Regions from separate parts of the Mus musculus genome. Here all the other regions are linked to region 1. The links are chromatin loops, found by intact Hi-C in ENCODE. Cell type or tissue: heart. All regions are shown on one strand. Region 1 holds the start of Emc3 (ER membrane protein complex subunit 3). Region 2 holds the start of Brk1 (BRICK1, SCAR/WAVE actin-nucleating complex subunit). Region 3 holds the start of Vhl (von Hippel-Lindau tumor suppressor).

Evidence for each region. A loop is a pair of places that touch in the nucleus more often than their neighbours do. Peaks named below come from ENCODE experiments on the same cell type or tissue, not always from the same donor. Only the 100,000 strongest peaks of a DNase experiment are listed, where the experiment ranks them.
Region 2: a loop joins it to region 1, with 2.4 times the contacts of the local background. A loop is called at or near these places in 8 of 42 quality-filtered maps.
Region 3: it touches region 1 in a loop (2.8-fold over the local background); 5 of 42 quality-filtered maps call a loop at or near these places.

Annotation. Positions count from the first base shown.
Region 1 is chr6:113,527,659-113,535,658 of GRCm38, reverse strand. It overlaps Emc3 (ER membrane protein complex subunit 3), which reads left to right and starts at 4,021. Exons shown (of 8, transcript NM_175101.3): 1 at 4,021-4,331. The coding sequence starts at 4,177. Fancd2 (Fanconi anemia, complementation group D2) reads right to left here and starts at 3,977. Exons shown (of 44, transcript NM_001033244.3): 1 at 3,911-3,977; 2 at 1,788-1,885. The coding sequence starts at 1,851. In heart, no CTCF peak of the experiment used is centred here; a DNase peak (open chromatin) is centred at 4,008; H3K4me3 peaks cover 2,075 bases; H3K27ac peaks cover 1,584 bases.
Region 2 is chr6:113,601,345-113,609,344 of GRCm38, reverse strand. Brk1 (BRICK1, SCAR/WAVE actin-nucleating complex subunit) reads right to left here and starts at 4,573. Exons shown (of 3, transcript NM_133937.1): 1 at 4,449-4,573. The coding sequence starts at 4,566. In heart, a CTCF peak has its summit at 4,789; a DNase peak (open chromatin) is centred at 4,644; H3K4me3 peaks cover 2,231 bases; H3K27ac peaks cover 1,676 bases.
Region 3 is chr6:113,619,757-113,627,756 of GRCm38, reverse strand. It overlaps Vhl (von Hippel-Lindau tumor suppressor), which reads right to left and starts at 3,763. Exons shown (of 3, transcript NM_009507.4): 1 at 3,379-3,763. The coding sequence starts at 3,616. In heart, a CTCF peak has its summit at 3,482; DNase peaks (open chromatin) are centred at 2,546 and 3,646; H3K4me3 peaks cover 2,055 bases; H3K27ac peaks cover 1,362 bases.

The DNA of each region.
Region 1 (8,000 bases):
GGCCATCTGCTGTGTTCCTGAAGAACCCCACTGACTCTGTAGTCAAACTGTCTTCAGAGGTGGTCAGCAACAGTGGCTTACCCACAAACAAAACAGCCACCGAATAAGATAACATTCATTCAGTGAGGTTTCAGTGGAGAGTATATAATGTGCCACTTGAGCACAATAACCACGGAAACATTTCACCTAAGTCTAAAGTAGTCCCCGCCTCGCAGGTCCTCACTGTTTTTAAAAATGTGTATTCTTGAGCCGGGCGTGGTGGCGCACGCCTTTAATCCCAGCACTCGGGAGGCAGAGGCAGGCGGATTTCTGAGTTCGAGGCCAGCCTGGTCTACAAAGTGAATTCCAGGACAGCCAGGGCTACACAGAGAAACCCTGTCTCGAAAAACCAAAAAAAAACAAAACAAAACAAAAAAAACAAAAAAAAAAAACCAAAAACGTGTATTCTTTACTGAGCTATCTCTGTGTTTCTAAAACATGTGTAGACACGTACGCTACAGCAGAGAATGAGGTCGGAGGGCAGCTGTGGAGGATGTTCGTTCTTTCCTACCTGAACTCAGGCTGCCAAGCCTGCCCAGCAAGTTACCAGGTTAGCAACTGCAACAGCCTCACCTTGATTTCTGAAACAAAGTCTCTCACTGGGGCTCACAGAGTACACTAGGCTGACTGACCAGCAAGCCAGAGAAGTCCTGCTGACTCCACCTCCTCACCACTGGAACTCATATTCACCATTTTTGCAGTGGTCCTGGGGATGACACTCAAGTCTTCACACGTCCCTGGCTGAGCCATCCCGCAGCCCCCTTTTCAGAACTCTTAGGACCTTTGTTAACTGAGTTCTCACTATTTCTTTGCTTGTGGCTTACTTTTCTTTCTATATCACTACCATTTATTTACCCGTTACTTTTTTAGGAATAAAAGGAGACAAGTTACTATTTTTTTCTCTTCTGTTTTTTGTTTTTGAAACAAGGTCTCTCCTTGTAGTTCTGACTATCCTGGACCTCACTATATAGACCAGGCTGACATCAAACCCACAGCAATCCCCTCCTTCTGCTGGGATTAAAGGTGTGTCTCACCACACCCAGACCACTTGTTGTTCAAAAGGATGAATATTTCTTATTTTTGTGTTCTAGGATCTAGATAATATTGATAATGTATAAGAATTTTTACAAAGATTTATTTCTGGTCTAGAGAGATGGCTCACCGGTTAAGAGTACTGACTGCTCTTCCAGAGGTCCTGAGTTCAATCCCCAGCAACTACATGGTGGCTCACAACCATCTGTAATGGGATCCAATGCCCTCTTCTGGTTTGTGTCTGAAGACAGCTAAAGTGTACTCATATAAATAAAATAAGTAAATCTTTAAAAAAAAAGATTTATTTCTATTCTGTATGGATAGCTGTTTGCCTGCCGGAACCTAAATGTACCACATGAATGTACCGTGTCCTCTGGGACCAGAAGAGGACACTGAATCCCTGGAACTGAAATTACAGGTGATTGTGGGTGCCATGTGGGAGCTGGAAATGAAAGCAGCAAGTACTCTTAACCACTGCATCATCCACCCAGCTTAATAGTAATTATTTTTATGAAGGTGGAGAGTGAAGTTCAGAAGGTATCCAAAAGCCCTAAGTGGCATTTGAGGCAGACACTCAATCCTTAAGCTCCTAGGATCTCTGTATTCTCTCCAGTAATCCATAACAGATGTCAGCACTTGAGAAGCAAGAGTTCTGCATCTTTTCCTGTCTCATGCATCTGTGATTCACATATAACAACAAAAGGGTAGATACTTACTGGAGGCATCTTCTGTCAGGTTTTCTTTATCCTCAGAATCTAGCCGACGTCTTTTGGAAATCATTTTGACTAACGTCTTCTGCCACTTATATTACTTCCTTAAAAAAACACCCAGGAGTTGGAAATTTAGCTCAGTGATATACACACTGCTTACCTCCACCACCAAAAGAACCAGCATAATCGGAGACTAGGAGTCATTCTAAAAACTATTCTCTCTACAAGCAGAGGGTTTGAGTCTTCACATTAACGCTGTCCAAACCACCCAAATGCTGAGCACATTTCAACTCCTACAACTGGCCAAGTTGCTTCTTTCACCAGGCTACTTCTCTGTTGCTAAAGGAGAAAGCCCATAACTCGTCTTCTGAGACTCAAGACCATCACCTAAGCTGCTCTCTAACAGGTTACTTCAGTACTGTGTCATGGTGGTGCTAAGGACTGAAGGTATAAGACAAGACAAACATCAAACATTGCAAAACAAGACAGACATCATTCCAGCGTGCAGGAGGCGTACAGCATTACAAGGTCTTAATGTATTGAACTACGTCTGTGTGACTGCAATCGAAGAGAAGCCAGGGAATTGAGTGAGAGCTTATGAGGACCGTTAGTCTACCTGTAGGTGGAGCAGTGAAGAAAAGCAGGAACAATTTTTCTGAACACGTTTTCCGTTTCAACATCATAGCTTTGTGTGTGCTAGGACAGTCATTTTTATTTTTAAAATATCTAAATCTTAGGTGTATGATGATTTGCCTGTGCATACGACTGTGGACCATGTACACACTGGATGCCTGCATAGGCCAGAAGAGAGTATTAGAGCCCCCAGAAGTGAAGTTACAGATAGTTATGAGCCACTATGTGGGTGCTGGGAAAGGAGCCGAGATTCTCTGCAGAGCAGCAAGTGTTCTTAACCACTGAGCTATTTTTCTAGTACGTATTTATTTTTAAGACAGGATTCCACCATGTAAATTGGACTGGCTGGTCTACATAGTTACCAGTTACATTCTAGGCCAGCTTCAGATATACAGTGAGGCCCTATCTCAATAACCAACAAACAAACAACCTTGTCTTATATGCTCTAATTATAATCTACATATTTCTCACATGCTAACTTAAGAAAGATACCATTACTAGTCTCCTAATCAGGGGAAGGGCTGAGGTTCTAACTCTAAAAAGTCTGGTTCCAGAATCTGTACTCCTTGTTTTGTTCATTTATTTTTGGTTCTTAGACAGGCCAGAATCTGTGGGTTTTGTCTTACTTTCAACTTCTAGGGTCTTGTGTAGCTGTTTGGTCTTGAACTCATACATAGCCAAAGGCAACTTCTCCTGCCTCCACCTCCTAAAAGCCAAGACTATGGGCTATTATTATTATTACTGTTTTTTATTTGGTTGGTTTTGTTTTTTTGTTTTGCTTTCTTTTGTTTGAGACAGGGTTTCTCTCACTCTGAGGACTGGCTGACCTTGATCGAACTCAGAGATCCAACTTCCTCTGTCTCTCAAGTGACACCACCACCCAGCTTCTCTCTCTCTCTCTTTATTTTTCTGTGTATACAATGTTCTGTCTGCACATCAGAAAAGGGTATCAGATTTCATTATACATGGTTATGAGCCACCATGTGGTTAAGGGGAATTGAACTCAGGACCTTTGGAGAAGCAGCCAGTGCTCTTAACCTCCAAACCATCTCTCCAGACTAGGGCAATGGTTTCTATTAAGGATTAACGTTCCTGGGCTGGTGAGACAGCTCTGGGATTAAGAGCGTTTACTGCTCTTGCAGAGGACCCAGGTTCAGTTCCCATTCAAACATGCGGCTCAAAACTGCCTGTAACTCCAGTTCTAGGGAATCCTGCGCCCCTTCGGGTTCCTATATGCATGTGGTGCACATAAACACAGAAGGTCAAATCATACATATACATTAAATAAGTCTTGCCAAAAAAAAAAAAAAAAAAGCCTCAAAAACTAAAAACAGGTTCAAATTTCTTATTATACGAGATTTCTTATTATGCGTTTCCTACAATAATATGTAATCACTGACAGCCACTTTTCAGAGGGAAACACTAGAACAAGTCAGGGCCGTCTGACTTCGGAGAGATACCATCTCGCTCCCAGGAAAGCCTAAAAAGCCACTAACCTGGGGACCCGCCAGTTGCTTCCCTTCGTTTTCGACTTTCCCGCTAGAAGAACGGCGCTCTGACGCCATCAAAGCCGCGCCGTGGCGTGACGTTACTCGCCCGCACCGGAAGTTGACGGCCTGGCGGCCCAGCTGGAAACAGTGCGCGGAGAAAGCTAGGCTGCCCCAGATTCCACGCCAGCCAGACTGAGGGGCGGGTGAAGGCCCGGAGCCGAAAGCCGGGAGGAACCCAACTCCTCCCGACCCGCAGCGAACTCTCAGCGAAGATGGCGGGGCCCGAGCTGCTGCTTGACTCCAACATCCGCCTCTGGGTGGTCCTGCCCATCGTTATCATCACTTTCTTCGTGGGCATGATCCGCCACTACGTGTCAATCCTACTGCAGAGCGACAAGAAGCTCACCCAGGAACAAGTGTCTGACAGGTCAGTACCCTCACCCTATCCTGCTGACCTCACTCCCGGGTGACCTTGGTCAAGAAAGTGCAGGGATTGATTGTATCACTTTAACTGAGTTTTCATCGCGCCCCTACGGGTTGACCTTGGCGGTTAGCTGTGTTTCATTTTTGTCAGTAAAATGGGAATAATCTCAGTACCTACCTAATAGAGAGAGCAGGCATGTAGATGTTAGATTGGATGATACCTAAAAGCCTTTAGCCCAGGGCCTTGCATGTACTAAGTGTTTAAGAAAACGTTCTTAATATTGTTAGGCTAGTTGCCAACCGTCAGTGAGGTTCTCTCTGAACTATCCTGCTCCATTCCGTTATTAAGAGTACCCACTGAGAGTCAGATGCAATATTCCCTTGAGTCCTGCTAACATCCAGGCAAGTGAATTTCATAATCTACACTACCAAAGAACTGTAGTGATCTGCTGAGATGCTAAGGTATAAAGTGCCTCCAAAGCTTGGAGACTACCACAGAGACGTGTGAGGAGTTGCGATGGACCATTCCACCTGCCTCCTCTCCTCACTTGCCTTCTTACAGTGCTTTTCTGTGGGAGACAGAACTTTGACATAACTTCAGCCACTTCACATTAAAATCAGTAACAGTTTTCAATCACTTATTCTAGTCATTTTCAGAGACTAGCTGAAGACAGTGCTGCTGGTTCCTTGACTTGTCCAGATCACATAGGAATCACTTTAATGAAGAGAAACGTTTCAAACGTTTCTGCAGAGAACAGAAAACAAAAACCAAAACAAAACAAAAACCTCATTTTGCCGGGCGTGGTGGCACACACCTTTAATCCCAGCACTTGGGAGGCAGAGGCAGGTGGATTTCTGAGTTCAAGGCCAGCCTGGTCTACAGAGTGAGTTCCAGGACAGCCAGAGCTATACAGAGGAACCCTGTCTCGAAAAACCAAAAAAAAAGAAGAAGAAGAAAAAAAAAAAAAAAACCTCATTTTATCGTATTTAAAAGTTACTTTCTTTTTGTGGCAAGTAATACTGGATTTCCATTTGCTGGTGATTTAAAGATCACCTTAAATTAAAAACACTTTAAAAAAAAAAAGATTTATTTTATGTATGTGAGCACACTGTTGCTGTGTTCAGGCACACCAGAAGAGGGCATCAGATCTCACTATAGATGGTTGCAGCCACCATGTGGTTGCTGGGATTTGAACTCAGAACCTCTGGAAGAGCAGTCAGTGCTCTTAATGGCTGAACCATCTCTCCAGCCCTAAAAACACTTCTTCTGCAATGAGGCTGTGATGTAACTCAGTTGGGTACAGTGCTTGGACAGCTGGCTTTGAAGCCCTGGGTTCCTTACCCCAGCATAAGCCAGCTATGGCAGTGTAAGCCTGTAATGCCAGGACTCAAAGATGGAGGTAGGAAGATCAGAAGCTCAAGCAAGCTACCTATAGACTGGAGGTCAGGCTGGTGCACATGAGAGTCTGTCCCCCAAAATGTCCAGCTTGGGTATTTTCGATTGTCTTTTTTTTTTTTTTTTTTTTTGTCTTTCCTTATTCTGCTGCTGATAATAATAATAACAACAGCAATAATAATAATAAGCCAGCTTTATGAAACATTCTAAGCAGGTACAATGATAAGGACTTAACATTTGTTAATTTATTTAAAACCAAAAAGCAACTCAATGTGGTTGATACTGTCCTCATTTTATAGAAACTGAGACTTTAACAGAGTTCCGTAATAGTAATGGATGATGACAATTCATGACTTTAAGCTAAATCTCGTGGTTCCCAAGCCTAGGTTCTTTCTTTTTCCCAACAGTGCCCACTATGACTATTTTGTGTGCCATTAGTTTCAGAGCTGACTAGAGACAGCCCCCTGAAGCAAGCCTTAGGAAGTTAGCTTAGTACAGACTTGAAAACTACAAGAAGATGGGGAGTGGAGAAAACTCAGTAATTTAAATTTTATTTAGTTTTTTTTTAAGTATCTACTTTTGCTAGCATGGTGGTGCATGCCTTTCATCCCAGCACTCAGGAAGCAGAAGCAGGTAGATATGTGAGAGTTCCAGGGCAACCTGGTCTCTTTAGAATGTTCCAGAACAGCCAGAGCTACATAACAGAGAGACCCTGTCTCAAAAAAAAAATGTATTTTTGTTTTGTTCTTTGTGATTGAGCGTTTGCCTGCATGTATGAATTGTGTATGTACTGTATGTGTCGTGCCTGCGGAGGCTAGAGGAGGGGGGTGGATCCACTGGAGTTGGAGTTATAGAAAACTAGTTGTGAGCGGCCATGTGGGAGCTAGGAACTGAACCAGGCTCCTCTACAAGAACAACAAGTGGGTTAACTGCTCAGCCATTGCTCCAGCCTCATTCAACAGTTTCTGATTCCTGTAAAATAATTGTCATTTTATCCTCACAACGAAGCATGCTATCCTAACCCCGCTTTTATAACTAAAAGGAAAATCAGAGAAATCAAACAGCCTTTCCAAAGTCATCAGGGTAATAGAGCATTGCATTTGTACAGATTGAGTGTAACTATGTGATGCAGTTTTCTGCCCTGGTTCACCTCACAGTTTTAGAGTGATGATTCTAAATGACATCAGACCCTCAGCTCTTTTAGTATTCTTTTTTTTGTTGTTGTTTGTTTTTTTTTGGTTTTTTGTTTTTTTTGAGACAGGGTTTCTCTGTGTAGCCTTGGCTGTCCTGGAACTCACTCTGTAGACCAGGCTGGCCTTGAACTCAGAAATCCACCTGCCTCTGCCTCCCGAGTGCTGGGATTAAAGGCGTGCGCCACCACTCCCGGCTCTTTTAGTATTCTACAGATGAATTATACAGTTTATATATAAGAAGGTTGGTTGGTTTGTTGGTTTGTTTTTCAAGAACTTTTAAAAGGTAACACAGTGTCCGAGGTGTAATAATCAGAAATAAAGGAAAGAGATTTTTAGTATGCATTTCATACATGCATATTTGTGCACAGCTATCTTACAAGATGTCATATGCATACATCTAGCTATAAAATCACAACTAGGACAGATCAATTGTGGGCTAAAGCAGATGATGTCACAGAGGCAGTACTGTCTATAAATGGTATACTAAGTCTACCCAGAACCTGTTTATAAACTTAGTAGCTAGAAAGCCTGTGCTCCTTCCACACTGGAGTTAGGTTTGCACCTTAGATAACTAGAATAGTTGAGTGAGGTATACAGAAGTAGTGTAGGACATAGGACCATTCCTTGTTACATAACTACCTAGCATTGAGGATATCATAACATCTCTAAATCCATGACAAGTGACAGTTATATGGCATTTCTCCTCCACACTGTCATTACGACAATCAAAAAAGTTCCAGATATGTCAAACAGGGTAGCTTACACCTAGACTCCTAGAGCAGGGGAAGCTTACGTAGGATCACCATGGGTTTGAGATCAGATAGGGTAAGGGCTATAGTGTAAGACATTGTCTCACACCAACCCTTTCCCTTGAAATAGCCAGGGATAATGGTACACAACTATAATCCCAGCACATGGAAGGATGAGGCAGGAGAATTGAGACGTCATGGCCAGCCTGGGCTCAGTGAAACACCTTCTCAAAAGAAACAAAAAGTTGCCCAGATTTCCATAAGGCCTCTAGAGGGTGGTACTATCCCTGTGGAGAGTCATGCTATGGGGAACATCTCTAGTCGTAATCTCTCCA
Region 2 (8,000 bases), 74 kb before region 1:
AACTCAGGAGGCGGAGGGCCAGACCAGCCTACATAGCAAGCTCGACGCCGTCCAAAGCCAGCCTTGTATCAAAAGGTCTCACAGCAAAACCTTGTCTCAACCTCCACCTCCCAAAACCCTAACAGCAGCTTTCAGATGACGGTCCCTCAGCAATTATGTAATTATCCAAGGAACGGGAAAGCTTACTAACAGATATGGAGACCTTGTCTCAAACCTCACCCCCAGAACAAAAACAAACAAGAAGGTAATAAACTAAGCAGGGTCACGTGCACGTCTGCAACCTAGTCAGCAGAGCTGATGGAGGAGGGCAAGGTCGAGGCCATGTGCGATCACCAGCCTGGCCACACCATGGCACCCTATGTCAAAAAACACACACACAAAAGAGGACAGGATGAAGGAAGGAGAGAAGAAAGAGGAGTGAGGATAGAAAGATGAGGAAGAGGAGAAAATAAACAGTACTCCTAAGAGATTTAGAATTATGAAATAGGTGTGATAATACCTATTATGTAGCCCTCTAAGGAAGATTCAAAGCTCTCCATCATCCTGGAAAATTAGTTGAGACCCTGTCTGACAAATTTTGTCAGTAATAAGACATACTTTCTAGGCTGTACATATCAAAGGTAAAATATATGTGGACTAAAGTTTAATGTAGCCAGGCCTGTATAAAGACAAAGGCCTATAGTCTGTGACATAGATGACGCAGGACTTGAGCCTGGCCAGGAGTTAGCAGCCAACTTGTGGCAGAGAAACCACAACTCAAAACCAAAATGGTGTTTATTAGTACAGGTTGGTAGTACAGATTGAGTAGGATTTATCAACAAACCAACCTGATGTGTTCCTCAGTTTAAGGCAACCCTGGTGTACACATTATGAGTTCCTGGTCAGCCAAACCTATATAGCAAGTCCTGGCCTCAAAAAACAGAAACAAACCTAGAACTCTTCAGATTTTGATTGTTCTCAAGGCAGTTAGGCAACGTCTGAGGGAACAGCTTCCTGATGCAGTTCAGTCAGAATGAAGTTGCTGTCACTAAGACCCAGATTTGGAACAGTGAGATGTTACATTAACGGGATTTTTGGTGCTTTGCCGACTGAAATGCCATCTCTGATATTAGCGGCTACCAGACAAATGAAGTCTGGTAATTTTGCTTGCTAGAACATTCTTTGAGAGTGATGTCTCCAGCTTCTTCCCACTGCTCTCCCACCTAGGCCAAAGTCTCAGACCTAGGATCTATTCAGTCTATCCTGGCCCCACCCAGCACAGACACTTAGGTTTTTGGTTTTTTTCTGAGCCAGGGTCTTATTCTTTAGCTAGACTGGCCTGAACTCATGGCAAGTCTCTTGCCTCAGCAAGGTAGGTTCACAGGTATAAACCACCACATAAGCTTGTTTAATTTCTTCTGTTCCATTCTTACTGGAGGGGATGTTTTTCAGTAAAGAATGTTGTTTAAAGAAAAAAGAGTGGGGGATAGTGAAATGGTTCAGCGGGTAAGAGCACTGACTGCTCTTCCAAAGGTCCTGAGTTCAAATCCCAACAACCACATGGTGGCTCACAACCATCTGTAATGAAATCTGACGCCCTCTTCTTGGGTGTCTGAAGCTACAGTGTACTTATTTATAATAATAAATAAATCTTTGGGCTGGAGAGGGGTTGACTGGAGCGAGCAGAGGTCCTAAAATTCAATTTCCAACAATCACATGATGGCTCACAACCATCTGTACAGCTACAGTGTACTCATATACATAAAATAAATAAATCTTTAAAAACATTTTTTACAAGAGTTTAAAAAAAAGAAAAAAAAGTGAAATATTTCAGTTCTCTGGCAAAGTAGGAGAAAACTATGTGAACCAACACTGAAATAGTTTACACAAAAGGTACACACTCAATAAGCACAATTGTTGGAGTGCTCAAAAGATTCTGAGCCAAAACCAAAACCCTCGGCAGGAAAACTTGACTATGAGTAGCAAGACAAATGATCAGTTCTGGAAAATGCTTTAATTCAGTAAAAAGCCATCTAAAGCCATCAGGTCTACCTGCGAACATACCTGCCTTTGTCATTGAATCACATTCCTTTAATACTCCTTAAATCTAATTCTTCTGGGGACACATGAACTCTTTACTGACTACAGTTCTCTACTATAACCTCCACAGAAACTTACGGGCGTGAAGCTGTACCACTGACATATACATTTATGCTGGCCTCTCATTAGTTGGTATCTTTAACCTCCGCTCCCTGTTAAGAAAATCCATGTAAGATTATACAGAATCCTACACACTTTGTGAGCATACTTCTTTTTCCCCACGTGTAAGAGGTTTATTGGGGGGGGGGGCAAGGAAGGTGGCGGCAGAGAGAGAAGGGTGGGGGAGAGAGAGAATTCGTGAGGGTGCGTAAGGACACTTCTAATCCAGCACTTGGGAAGCAGAGCCAAAGGGCCATCACAAACTAGAGGACATCCTGATCTGTAGAGCTGCAGGCCAGCACAGAGCGACAGACAGTAATAATCTCAGGAGGGGGAGGGAAAAAATAGTTGAGGAAGGAGAACCATGAGTTGTACCAATTTACAAGACTCAAAACCAAAATGCAAAATGGAGTAGGGGACATGGAGCATGGATGGACAGATTAAGATCTCTTATTTATTGTATTTGAAGGTGGGTGTGGGCATGCACTATGTGGGGCCAGAAGACAACTTGTGACAGCTGGTTCTCTCCTTTCACCTTGTGGACCCTGAGGATTGTATTCAGGTTGGTGGCCTTTACCTGCCAAGCCATCTCAACAGCCTGAAAGAACTCTACATACAGAAAATGGATTAGTATTATTATTTACACTGATAGTCTCCCTTTATGTGTGTGTGTCATATCCCCTGGGACTAGAGCTATGGACCACTGTGAACTGCAACGTGGGTCCTGGGATTTGTACCTGGGTTCTTTGGAACTGCTTTTAACAGCTGAGCAATCTCTCGAGCCCTAGAAAATGGCTCATTTCTGTGGCTGTTCTGAGGACCAGGCTGGCCTCAAATGCATAGCACTCTTCCAGCCCTTGTCTCTCCAGTGCTAAGAGTACAGGTATGAGCCACCACATATAACAGGGAAGGGTTACCATGTTCCTCACTGCCAGCAGACCTGTGTAAGAACCAATTACGCCTGCTGATGTTTGCTTTGCTCTACCAGGCTGGACTCAAAACTCTCTATGAAGCAGATGACTTGGGAGTTCCTCCTGGTCCTCCTGCCTCTGCATCCTGAGTGCTGCTATTAAAGGCATGGTGTGTGGGTGCTAGGCCAATACTCTACAGACTAGGCATCCCCTGCCCCTTAATGATGCATTTCCAATTTCCTTTTTGTTCTCTTTTCTCAAAAAACAAAAACAAAACAAAACAAAAAACCCCCAACCAACCAAAAAACAAAACAAAACACAAAAAAAGGAGGAAAAAAAAGGAGAGAGAGAAAGAAAACTCTAAGAAGTGGGGGATGCCGGGGTCTTGTGCTTACCACTCAGGAGCCCAATCCCTGAACTACACCCCGTAATTGAAGCTACTGTTCGGTTACCTTCTATCATACTACTTAGGACTCATCGGGTCTTTAGCTAGAAAATATACGATTCACTTTAATTTTTTTCAAAATACAGCACTTTCTCCCCAAGATGCTGAAAGTTGCTAATTAGTAGAACCAAAGCACTCTAGTGAAAAAGATCACTGGATGCCATCTGCACGTCTTGTATTGTGTAAGAAGGTCCCTGAAAGAACCCTTCCGGAGACCATAAGAAGTCTGTAACAGGTTTTCAGTCCAGAAGGCTAGGAACGCACGCAGAAAGAAATCAAGACTGTCACTAGCCGGCCACACCTAGGAATAGTTTTTTGGAAAAGTGGACTCTGCTGAAACCATCTGCCCTGTAAAATCCGAGGAGCCAGACAGAAGCATCCAGAGCACCTACCATGAAGCAGATACAGGGCTAGAAAAGCCATTCCCAAGGCCCGAGCGGGCCCCATCCCTTACAACCCTCAGCACTAGCACCAAATCGAGCCGGGGATGAATGAACCTGCCGGGAGTGGTTAAACGGGAGCAATAGAAGGCATGACATCAAAGGGGTTCGGACTTCTTCCTGAAGGAGATGGACAACGAGCAGGAGTCTCTCAACAGTAAGCGCGACCGTGACCGTGACACGGCTGCGCACTGCCTGCCAAGTGAAGACTGGCACGGAAGCGCGGCGCAAACCGGGGCGGATGATGGATGGGCCTAAGAGGCTGGACAGTGGGCGTGCTGACGAGCGCAAGTGGGGCATGGCAACGGGCAGGGTAGACCCTCGGAAACGGCCCAGTGAGGCTCGGGGTGAGGGCACTGGGGCCGGCGGGCAGCCAAAGAGGAAGCGAGTAGCCAGGGCGGCGCGCCTCTCCTCCCCGCCGCCGGCCGCCTCCCAGGCCTCCCTCCTCCCAGCCTCCCCTGCTCGCCCGCTGACCGAAAGAGTTGAGAAAGTCTGAGATTTTCTTGATGCTGCTGGTGATGATCTCAATGTACTCCCGGTTCGCCCAGTCCTGGTGAATCTCCCGCTGCACCGGATCCTCTTGTCCCGCCATGGCGGCCGCCTGAGGAAGAGTGACTGCGCAGGCGCCGCGACCTCTACAGGCCTCCAGCGCGCCTGCGCCGCCAGCCAGTACCCGAGTGTTCGAGCCCCAGAAAGGGCTGGCAGAGCGACGCGCGTGCGCACTCTAATCCCTGCGCTCTAGCTTGGCTCCCACGCTGGGGTAAACAAGATTCCTCCACTCGCGATGTGAAGACTAAGAGCTACCCTGTCCCCGGTTACAAGCACCCGCTGACCACTAGCGGATCTTGTCGTTAGGGGGCGCCCACACATTCCCACCTCCGCCTAAGGGTTGCTCCAAGCTCTCTTGCACCTTGTTAGCTGTGATGGGCACAGTCCACGAATCCCGTTTATTCAGAATGCTTGTCATGCTTGGGTCACAACTCTGTTCATTCTCGTTTTCTTTTAAAATTTGTTGTTGTTGTTGTTTTTCGAGACAGGGTCTCTCTGTGTAGTCTTGGCTGTCCTTGTACTCCCTCTGTAGACCAGGCTGGCCTCGAACTCACAGAGATCAGCCTGCCTTTCCCTCCGGAGTGCTGAGATTAAAAATGTGGCCACCACCGCCAGGTTAAAATTATTTTATTCGTATTATATGTGAGCGCTTACGTGGCACAACACGCGGGCGGAAGTTACAGGACAACTTGCAGGAGTGGGTTCCTCACCTTCCATCTTGTGGGACTGAACACTCAGATCATCAGCTTCAGTGTCTTTATTGTTCGAGGTGTCCCACCAACTCTGAATCTCCATATTTACCAAATGAGCAAAATACTTTTCTTTCTTTCTTTCTCTTCTCTCTCTTTCTCTCTCTTTCTCTCTCTTTCTCTCTCTTTCTCTCTCTTTCTCTCTCTTTCTCTCTCTTTCTCTCTCTTTCTCTCTCTTTCTCTCTCTTTCTCTCTTTCTCTCTCTTTCTCTCTCTTTCTCTCTCTCTTTCTCTCTCTTTCTCTCTCTTTCTCTCTTTCTCTCTCTTTCTCTCTCTTTCTCTCTCTTTCTCTCTCTTTCTCTCTCTTTCTCTCTCTTTCTCTCTCTTTCTCTCTCTTTCTCTCTCTTTCTCTCTCTTTCTCTCTCTTTCTCTCTCTTTCTCTCTCTTTCTCTCTCTTTCTCTCTCTTTCTCTCTCTTTCTCTCTCTTTCTCTCTCTCTCTCTCTCTTTCTCTCTCTCTTTCTCTCTCTCTTTCTTTCTCTCTTTCTTTCTTTCTTTCTTTCTTTCTTTCTTTCTTTCTTTCTTTCTTTCTTTCTTTCTTTCTTTCTTTCTTTCTTTCTTTCTTTCTTTTTCCAAATCAGGGTTTGTCTGTGTAGCCCTGGCTGTCCTAGAACTCACTTTGTAGACCAGGCTGGCCTCGAACTCAGATATCCGCCTGTCTCTGCCTCCCGAGTGCTGGCATGCGCCACCACGCCAAGCTGCCAAATACATTTTTAATGCTAATACCCAATGATGGACCGGCTGAAGCAAAATGGTAAGTCACAGTGTAAACTCATTCCATTTCTATCAAGAACTGCAAAAATAATCTCCAACCTTTTTACCTAATCGTTTCATTAAAAAAAAATCGTTAAAGGAACGTAGTCGTACATGCTTATAATTTCAGCACTCAAGAGACTAAGGCAGAAGAAGGCTTGTCCAAACAATGGTCTAGTCAGTCCATGTGTGGTGGTTTGAATAGGTCTGGCCTGAATAAAAGTTTGAATGCTAGGCCCATGGGGGAGAGGCTCTGTTAGAAGGTGTGGCCTTGTTGGAGTGGGTGTGTCACTGTGGGCGTGGGCTTTGAGGTTTCATAGTGTTCCAAGTCTACCCAGTGTGGAATCAGAGCCTCCTCCTGGCTGCCTTCAGATCAAGATATAGAACTCTTGGCTCATCCAACACCAACTTGGCCTGCTGGATACCGTGCTTTACCACCGTGATGATAATGGGCTGAACCTTTGAAATCGTAAGACAGCCCTGATTAAATGTTTGCCTTTGTAAGAGTTGCCTTGGTCATGGTGCCTCTTCACAGCAACGGAAACCTAAAACACCGTGGCACTTTATCTTTGTAGGTCAGGCTGGCCTCCAACTCAGAGATCTACCTGCCTCTGCTTCTAGAGTGCTGAGATTAAAGGCATGCCCCACAACCACTCAGTACCAAGGTATAAAATTTTTACATTTTTAACTTATGCATCTCTTTGGGGGTAGCACCTTGAGAACAGAATGTCAGCTCCTGGAGTTGGTTTTCCAGAACCAGAGGTTCCAAAAGCCTGAACCCAGCCCAGCCCAGCCCAGCCTTTCTGCTTTTGTTCCCTGTGTGACTTCTTTCTCCCTACACATGCTCTTGCCATTTTCTGGGACCAGGGCTAGTGTTTTGTTGTACAGTGTGTGTGTGTGTGTGTGTGTGTGTGTGTGTGTGTGTGTGTGTGTGTGTGTGTTTCTTCCTAGGAAGGCTGGCTCAGGTATTCCCCTGCAATTGGGTAATGTAAGGAGATTCTGGCTCTGCTGGATCCCAGTGGTGCTAATAGCAAATCATGCCTCCCAAAACATGTCTCCCAGATCTGGGCAGATTGCACAGAGGACTGTGGACAGATTGTCACAACAGTACGAATACCTCTTTAAAAAAAAAGGGGGGGGGTGCTGGCGAGATGGTTCAGCAGGTAAGAGCACTGACTGCTCTTCTGGAGGTCCTGAGTTTCCTGAGTTAAATCTTAAAAAAAAATTATTTATTTTATGTATTTGAGTAAAATTATAGCTGTCTCCAGACACACCAGAAGAGGGCATCAGATCCCATTACAGATGGTTGTGAGCCACCATGTGGTTGCTGAGAATTGAACTCAGGACCTCTGGAAGAGCAGTTAGTGCTCTTAACAGCTGAGTCATCTCTCCAGCCCACAAATAACTCTCTCTCTCTCTTTTTTTTTTTTTTTTTTTTTTTGGGTTTTTTGAGACAGGGTTTCTCTATGTAGCCCTGGCTGTCCTGGAACTCACTCTGTAGACCAGACTGGCCTCGAACTCAGAAATCCGCCTGTCTCTGCCTCCCGAGTGCTGGGATTAAAGGCGTGTGCCACCAACGCCCGGCTCACAAATAACTCTTTATCCAATAATTCTAATCATCTGACCTTGGCTTTGGGGACTTCCATATTTGAAATGATGTGCAGTGACTACAGTTTCATTTGCCTTTTAAATAGCAGCCATCTCTTAATCAGGAGGAAAATAACAGACCAAGAAAAGTTATAAGTTCAAAAGCACTCACCTGTCTTCCAAATGTCATACTTTTCTACTCTTTCTGGTTTCTGATTCCCCTCCAAATTCTTTTTTGTTTACTCCTTCTGTAATGAATATACATGTATACACAGTGGGCACTGGACAGACACCTGAAGGCTCTGTAGGTCTTCTAAACCCAGATCTCTGCCTTACCCCAATCCTTCAGTTCTCAGTCTCAGCAAACATTACCTCCTCATGGTCAGGGTTT
Region 3 (8,000 bases), 92 kb before region 1:
TGGACGAGAGCTTGACTCTTAGAGGGAAGGGGATTCTTGTAGGGTGACAGTAAAGTTCTCATGTCTAACTTCACTACGTGTTGCTGCAACTGCCCAAAATTCTCAAAGCAGATCTGCATCTTTAAGTATTGATTATTTCTTTAAGTATTTAATTTTATTTAAGTATAGATTAATCTCTGCATCTTTAAGTATAGATTATTCCTTCGTTTTTAAAAATGGGACAGTGCTAAGAAAAGGCGGCAAACCTCAGAGGTAAGTCTGTTTCAGAGTACATACCTCAAAATATGGCAATCTTTCATGAGACACAAATTTACTTGAAGACTCACTGGGTGTTTGTTATGCTGGGGACTAAAACCAGGCCTCCTGCCTGCCAGTAGAGTCCAGCTCAAAACTGATACAAACTTTTTTTGTTGTTGTTGTTTTGGTTTTTTCTGTTTTGTTTTTTCGAGTCAGGGTTTCTCTGTGTAGCCCTGGCTGTCCTGGAACACACTTTGTAGACCAGGCTGTCCTCGAACTCAGAAATCCGCCTGCCTCTGCCTCCCAAATGCTGGGATTAAAGGCGTGTGCCACCACGCCCGGCACAAACTTTTTTTGGGACAGGATCTCATTATGTAGCTTAGGCTGGTGTCAAACTGGTAATTGTACTGCCTCGGCCTCATTAGCACTGGAGTTACAGACAGGAATTCGTCATCATGCCTGCTTTAATTCTTTTTGTATAAGATAGGGCCCACTACTGGACACTGAACAGTGACAGAGTGCTTGCCTGGCATGAGTGAGGTCCTAAATTCAATCCCCAGAAGGTGCCATCTCCCTACCCCTGCCCACGCCCCAATTTTTTTTTTTAAATCAGGCATACACCGGGCTGTGGTGGTGCACACCTTTAATCCCAGCATTTGGGAGGCAGAGGCAGGTGGATTTCTGAGTTCGAGGCCAGCCTGGTCTACAAAGTGAGTTCCAGGACAGCCAGGGCTACACAGAGAAACCCTGTCTCAGGGGGGAAAAGAAAATCAGGCACAGACAAATCTTGGAGAATACAAAATTAACCCAAATTTCTATGTAAAATAAGAAACTATAGAAATTTTGATTCCTGTTTAGTTCTTTCTCATCAAACACTAAAAGTTTGGTATAAAAGGCAGACTGCAGCCTGGTGGAGGATGCCTTTAATCCCAGCACTTGAGAGACAGAGGATCTGTTTAAAGTCAGCCTGTTCTACAGAGTGAGTGACAGGACAGTCAGGACTGCACAGAGAAACCCTGTCTCTAAAAAAACAAAACAAAACAAAACAAAAGGACAGACTGCTACATGCTAAGCCCCTTTTCAAATAAACATACAAACGGGCAGGGGCTAAAGAGATGATAGCTCAGTGGTTAAGAGCATTTGTTGCTCTTGAAGAGGACCCAGGTTTGGTTCCCAGCACCCATGTGACATCTAACAAACATTTGTAACTAGTTTCCAGGGGTCAGACAGAGCCTCTTGCTTGGCCTCCATACCCAGGATACAGATTGACCCTCAGGCAAAGCACAGGTACACAGAGGGAGAACCATCGCTAGCACTGAGAGACAAATGCTACATCTCCAGATGTGAGAAGCTCTTTTCTCCTCTCTGTATCAAAAAGACAACTTGAGAAGCATCAGTTTATTCCATCCTACTGTTTTCATTACGTCCAGGTAGCATGCTGTCCAGACTGGCTTGAACTCCTGATCATCCTGCCTCCACCTGTTCCCCAAGTCACTACAAGTTTGTGACCTGACTGGTCACATGAGTTCATTAAATGTACCACCATCAGGAGAAAAGTTCTACCAAGATCTTCCCGGGATGGTTATGAAAATACGGAAGTCTGTTGTAGGAGGCTGAGGCAAGAGGACTGCCACAGTTGGTTTGTTTGTCTTATGTCAATGCTGCTGCTGCTGAGAGACACCAAAACCATGGCAACTCTAATAAAAGAAAGCATCTAACTGAGGCTTACTGAGCGTTTCAGGGGTTTTAATCCATCCATCATCAGCATGATGGGAAGCATGGTGGTACCCAGGCAGACTTGGGGCTGGAGAAGTAACTAAGGATTCTCTACATCCAGATCCAAAGGTGTAGCCAGTGAGATTGTGAGTTTGGTTTAGGCTTCTGAAACCTCAAAGCCCATCCCTAGTGGCACACTTCCTCCAACCAGGCCACACCTACTCATCCTTCACCACTTTCAAACTAATCCTTAGGACTACACCCTAAGCATTCAGATATATTAGCCTATAGGAGTCACTCTTATTCAAACTGCCAAGGTTAGGGTTTCTTTTCCCAAGTAAGAGCAGGGACCTCGGATCCCTGGAGCTGGAGTAATGGAAACTTGTGAGCTGCCTGACCTGGGTACTGAGAAGCTAACCCTGAAAGAGCAGTATAAACCGGCCTTGGTGACAAAGGCCTTTGCTTTAATCCCAGTACTCAGGGGGCAGAAGGAAGTTGGATTTCAGTGAGAGGCCAGCCTGATCTACAAAATTCCCACATCACTCAGCTGTCTGGCTGGTTGCTTCAGACACAATCTTGGGGCTTAGCCAAGGCTGGACTTGCACTCAGTGAAATCCTTCTGTCTTGGCCTCCTGAGTCCTGGGCTACCACACACAGATCTGGGTACATTTTTTTTCAATACATAAATAAGGCAATGTCAAACAGCCCCAATTCACTACGGCTAAAATCAACTTTTGAACTTTTTCTCTCACTGTTTGGCGGCAAACCAAAAAAGCCTGGTGCAGTCATCTTGCCTCGGTTTTCTGAGTCCTGGGGATTGTACACCTGAGAGCGGCTTCACTTGTTTTTCATAGCCATCCAGTCATGACACTGATAGAACTGACTGACTTCCACTGATGCTTGTCACAGTTAATAAGCTTACGTGGTCAGGCTTGGTACAAACCTGAAATCAGTGGCGAAGGCAGAAAGATCGAGAGTTCAACCCGTTATCCCATACTCACTTGTTTTCGGCCAAGACGCCAATCGGTAAAGGTGATCCCCCAACTACAACTGTTAACTCCCTCAGCTGACTTATCCTACTCCGGTTCTCCTAAGCTGCGTGCTCTTTCTTCACCTGGACGCACCCACACTCTGCCCATGCTTTCGCAAACCTCTAAGCTCGGTGCCTAGCGCAGCAATTATGACACAGGCTGGTTCTTGTCTGTTCATACATTTTTTTTGTCTGTAACCCTCCAAGTTGTCATCACCAAGGCAGGTTCGCATGCCGAACCTGACCGGGAACTGGGTTAACACTGCATCCGAAATCACTGGTAGGGGCCGGGCATTTTCTCGGGGTAGATGCAGTGGGTAGGGACAAGATGCTCGGGGTCGGAGAGAAAGCGCCCCGCCTGTTACAGCAGCAGCGGCCTAGCGCGCGGCTCGTACCTCGGTAGCTGTGGATGCGGCGGCCGGTGCCCGGTGGTAAGATCGGGTAGGGCTGAGGCTCGCCGTCGAAGTTGAGCCACAAAGGCAGCACGACGCGCGGGCTGCGGTTGCAGAAGATGACCTGAGAGGGCTCGCGCGAGTTCACCGAGCGCAGCACCGGCCGCGGCCGCCCAGCCTCCATCTCCTCAGGACCGGGCTCCCCCGCCGCCTCCTCTGGACTGGCTGCCTTCCGGGGCATTATTGGAACGGGTCCCTCGGATTCGCAAGCTGGACGTGGGCGGCGCGTGCGTGCGTGCGGATCTACGCGCTCCGGGACAGGTCTGCCGGTCCCAGACGCGCTCCGGGCAACTTGAAGGCGGAAATGGCCGCCGGGAGCCCTCAAACTGGGGGGCGGGGCGGCACGGAGCCAGGGGCCGCGGCGGTGGGCGGGGCCGCAGCAGTGGGCGGGGCGGCGGGGCGGCGGGGCGGGGCCGCGGCGGAGCCCCGGGTTATAAATTCCACCTCCTACAGTTGGGTTTCTGTTTGTTTCCTTTCCTTTTCTTTTTCCTTCTTTTTTTTTTTTCCCCCAAGATAGAGTTTCTTCGTGTAATCCTGGCTGTCCTGGAACTCACACCCTAGATCAGTCTGGCCTCGAACTCTCGGAGATCTGCCTGCCTCTGCTTCCAGAGTACTGGGATTAAAGCCGTTATCTCCATGCCAGAAAGACTTGCTTTGAGGTAGGGTCTCACTATGTAGGCCTAGAACTCATTATGTATATCCGGCTTGTCCTGAACTCAAAGATCTCCCTGCCTCAGACTCCAGAGAACAGGGACCAAGGGCAGTTGGATTTTTTTTTTTTTTTTTTTTTGGGTAGCATTGTTTCCCCCTGGCTGGTCTGGAATTCCGTGTACAGACCAAACCAGCTTCAAACTTAAGAGTGATCTCCTGCCTCTGACTCCAGAGTGCTGGAATTACAGGCATGAGCCTCATATATATATATATATTTTTTTTTTTTTGAGTGTACTTAAATTTAATTTCTTCTCTTAAGATCTCCACGGGCTTGCCATATTTCCCCTTCTGCCTTTGCTTTTTGGTTTTTCAAGACAGGGTTTCTCTGGGTAGCTCCAGCTCTCTTGGAACTCACTCTGTAGACCAGTCTGACCTCCAATCTCCTGCCTCTGCCTCCCAAGTGTTGATATAAAAGCTGAGTACCACCGCTGCCGGGCCCACCTATGCTATTATTTAAAGTTTTTCTCATTGATGAGTTTGAGTCTGTCTCTATTTTTAACTACACATTTCAAAATGTCTTCCAGAGTACAAAAGTAAAACTTTCCCTCCTTTTCCATCTGCATTCCCAGAAAACAGTATTACCAGTTTTTGTTTCCTTTCAAACTTTTTTATGTTTGTGAATAGAATTTTAAAATATTTTGTCTTTTTCTTTTTAGACGCAGACTTATTGCATAGTTCCCATTGCCTTGCAGCTGAATATATATAGCCCAGGCTGGCCTCAAATTAGTGGCACTCCTGTGTCTGCCTCCCAAGTACTGGCATTCTAGATATGTGCTACCATGACTGGTTCAAAGAATTAGCATACAACTACTATCAGATAACATTCAGTGCCATTTTTCCATAGACATTTCTGGCAGAAGTTTCATCAGATGAGCTTTTTTTAAATGTACGGGCCGGGCAGTGGTGGCGCACGCCTTTAATCCCAGCACTTGGGAGGCAGAGGCAGGAGGATTTCTGAGTTCGAGGCCAGCCTGGTCTACAAAGTGAGTTCCAGGACAGACAGAGAAACCTTGTCTCAAAAACCCAAAAAACCAAAGTAAATAAATAAACAAAAAATTAAAAATGTACGGGTGTGCATGTGTGAGCTCATCCAGGGGCTGATGAACACAGGGAGGATTGGATTTCCTGGAGCTGGAGTCAGAAGTCGCTGTGAGCTGCCTGTTGTGGGAACTGGGAATTGAACCCAGGTCCTCTGTGAGAGCAACCAGTGCTCTTAACCACTGAGTCAGCTCTCCAGGGCTTCTAAATTCTCTTGAATTTTTAGTTCCCCATTTTTCAGGTAGGTTCTTTATTTTCAGTGTTGAGAAATCCAGAGCTTTATGTATGACACGCGAGCCACCTACCTCTGTGCCTAGACCAAATTTAGTATTTTGTCTAATATTATGTTTAGCACATGTCTACTGAATGGGCCATGTGATAGAACCAGTCTCTGCCTTCAGAATGCTGAAAGGCTAGTGTGGAAGGACACAGGACAACTCGGAGGAGCAGTGTTATTTGGTTGTAACAAAGAATGTGAAAGGTGACTAGATGAGCCAGGAAAAAAATCAAGCAGGGTGTCTGAATTCCATTTAGGCTCCTTTATCAAGTCTGGCGAATAAATCACCCTGAACAGTAGAAGTTTATGTCATGCTTTTGGAGCAGTTGAAGATACAGTTTTATGGACTAAAGAAATGGCTTAGTAGTTAAAGAGTGTGCTGCTCTGAGGACCTGAGTTCAGTCCCCAGCATCCACATCAGGTGGCCCACAACTGCCTGTCACTCCAGGTCTAGGGAGTTCAATGCCCTCTTCTGACCTCCACAGACATGTGCAAGCCCCCCCCCGCCCCCATACACAAACAAACATACATACATGATTTAAAAATAAAAATACGGTGGAGAGTTGGCTCCTTGGTTAGGAGCACTGGCTGCTCTTGCAGACGACTCTGGTTTGATTGGCAGCTCACAACCATATGGGACCCCAGTCCCAGGGGATCGGACACTTTCGTGGGTACCAGGCATGCAGTTTGCGCACACACATACCTGATAGTACATACATACACATACATACATAAAGACAGTAAGTAAAATTTAAAAAAACCTAAAGAATAAAAATAAGGACTAGAGGGAGCTCAGCAGTTAACATTACTTAAAACTGCTCTATCAGAGAAGAGATGGTTCCTAAAACACCAGGTGACTCACAACTGCCTGGAACTTCAGCTCCAGGGGATCTGGCACTCTTCTGGTCTCTGCAGGCACATGCATATTTGCACACACATGTGCACTTACACACACACACACACACACACATCTTTTTTAAAATGTGGAGGACCAGCCAGATGGCTCAGTAGGTTGAGATGCCTCCCATAAAGCTTGCCCTGAGTTTGATCCCTGCGACTCACTGGACTCTGGAAACTTGCCTTCTGACCTCCACAAACGCACAAATGCACTACGGCATACACATGTCTACACACACACACACACACACACACACACACACACACACACACACACACACACACACTTTAGAGGGCATGTGGTCCTCATGCTAACAGATAAACTTTGGAGCACCCAGGAGTGTTAATCATGCATGGGTGTCTCCGCAAAGGAAGAAGAATCTGCTTTCCACCCAGAGCTGGGAGGAGGTGTTAATGAGCTAGTGACCTTTGCAATCTGTAAAGCAAGACCTCACCCAAATTCCCCATAATGTTTATCCCAGCCTTTTCTTCCCTAGACCTTTAGCTTTCGTTATTAATAGAGCCCATCTAGATGTTACATGTACTTTAGAGTCTGCTGACCTCTATGCCATCAGATCTTAGGCCCTTAATCTATAAAACCTATCTTCATGGTCACATGTGTTTGTGCACCAGAGATTGTATCACATCAGGAAGCTTTCCCCAAAACTATACTGTGTTTAAACGTTTAAATATGGTATCAGACTCTCTAGAATTTCAACTAGCGCTGATAAAGTTGGGCTGAACTGAGCTTACATCCTTGCCTCTCATGTTCCTGCCTGCCGTGACTCTTAAAGGGACCCCCACAACTTTTAAGTTTTCCTCATGTCTCACGTTAGAAAACAGGAAAGGGCAGCGTTGTCTTTTTTAAAAAAAAATATTTATTTAATGTACATGAGTACACTTTAGTTGCCTTCAGACACACCAGAAAAGGGCATCGGATCCCATTACAGATGGTTGTGAGCCACCATGTGGTTGCTGGGAACTGAACTCAGGACCTTCGGAAGAGCAGTCAGTGCTCTCAACCTCTCATCTCCTGAGCCTCAGCACTGTCTTTCTTTACGAAGCACTCTGGTTTACTGAGGAAAGGCATTATATCTTTTAATTAACTCAATCCAGACTGGGGCAGAGTGGTGCTTGCCTTTAATCCTAGCACTTAGGAGGTAGAGGTAGGTAGACCAAAGTTTGAGGTCAGCCTGCTCTACATAGCATGCTCCAGGCCAGCCAGAACTACACTGTGACCCTGTCTCAAAAAAAAAAAAAAGATCTTAAACTTCCTACACACAGTAAGGAGGTTACCTGGAGAAGCACCCGGACACCTCAAAGCACCACATGGGATGAGGAAATTGCCAGTGTAAGAGGCCAGATTCCTTAGTTTCCTACAACCAATGTTACCAACTGCTCTTTGCAACCAGGACCTTATGATATAGCAACGTGGCTCTAACCGACTTGGCATTACCACCAACACATAAACATCCTATTATCTGTAAGATAAACACTGAGCATTCAGGTATAATCCACCGAGTGCTTGCAAAGACCATCGTTTTGCCTTATTATCTTGTGGTACAGTCCCTATTCATGGCAGGAGCCACTATTAAGCCAACTGCAGAGTACAGGTAAATAACACAGCTTTAGAAGTGGTCCT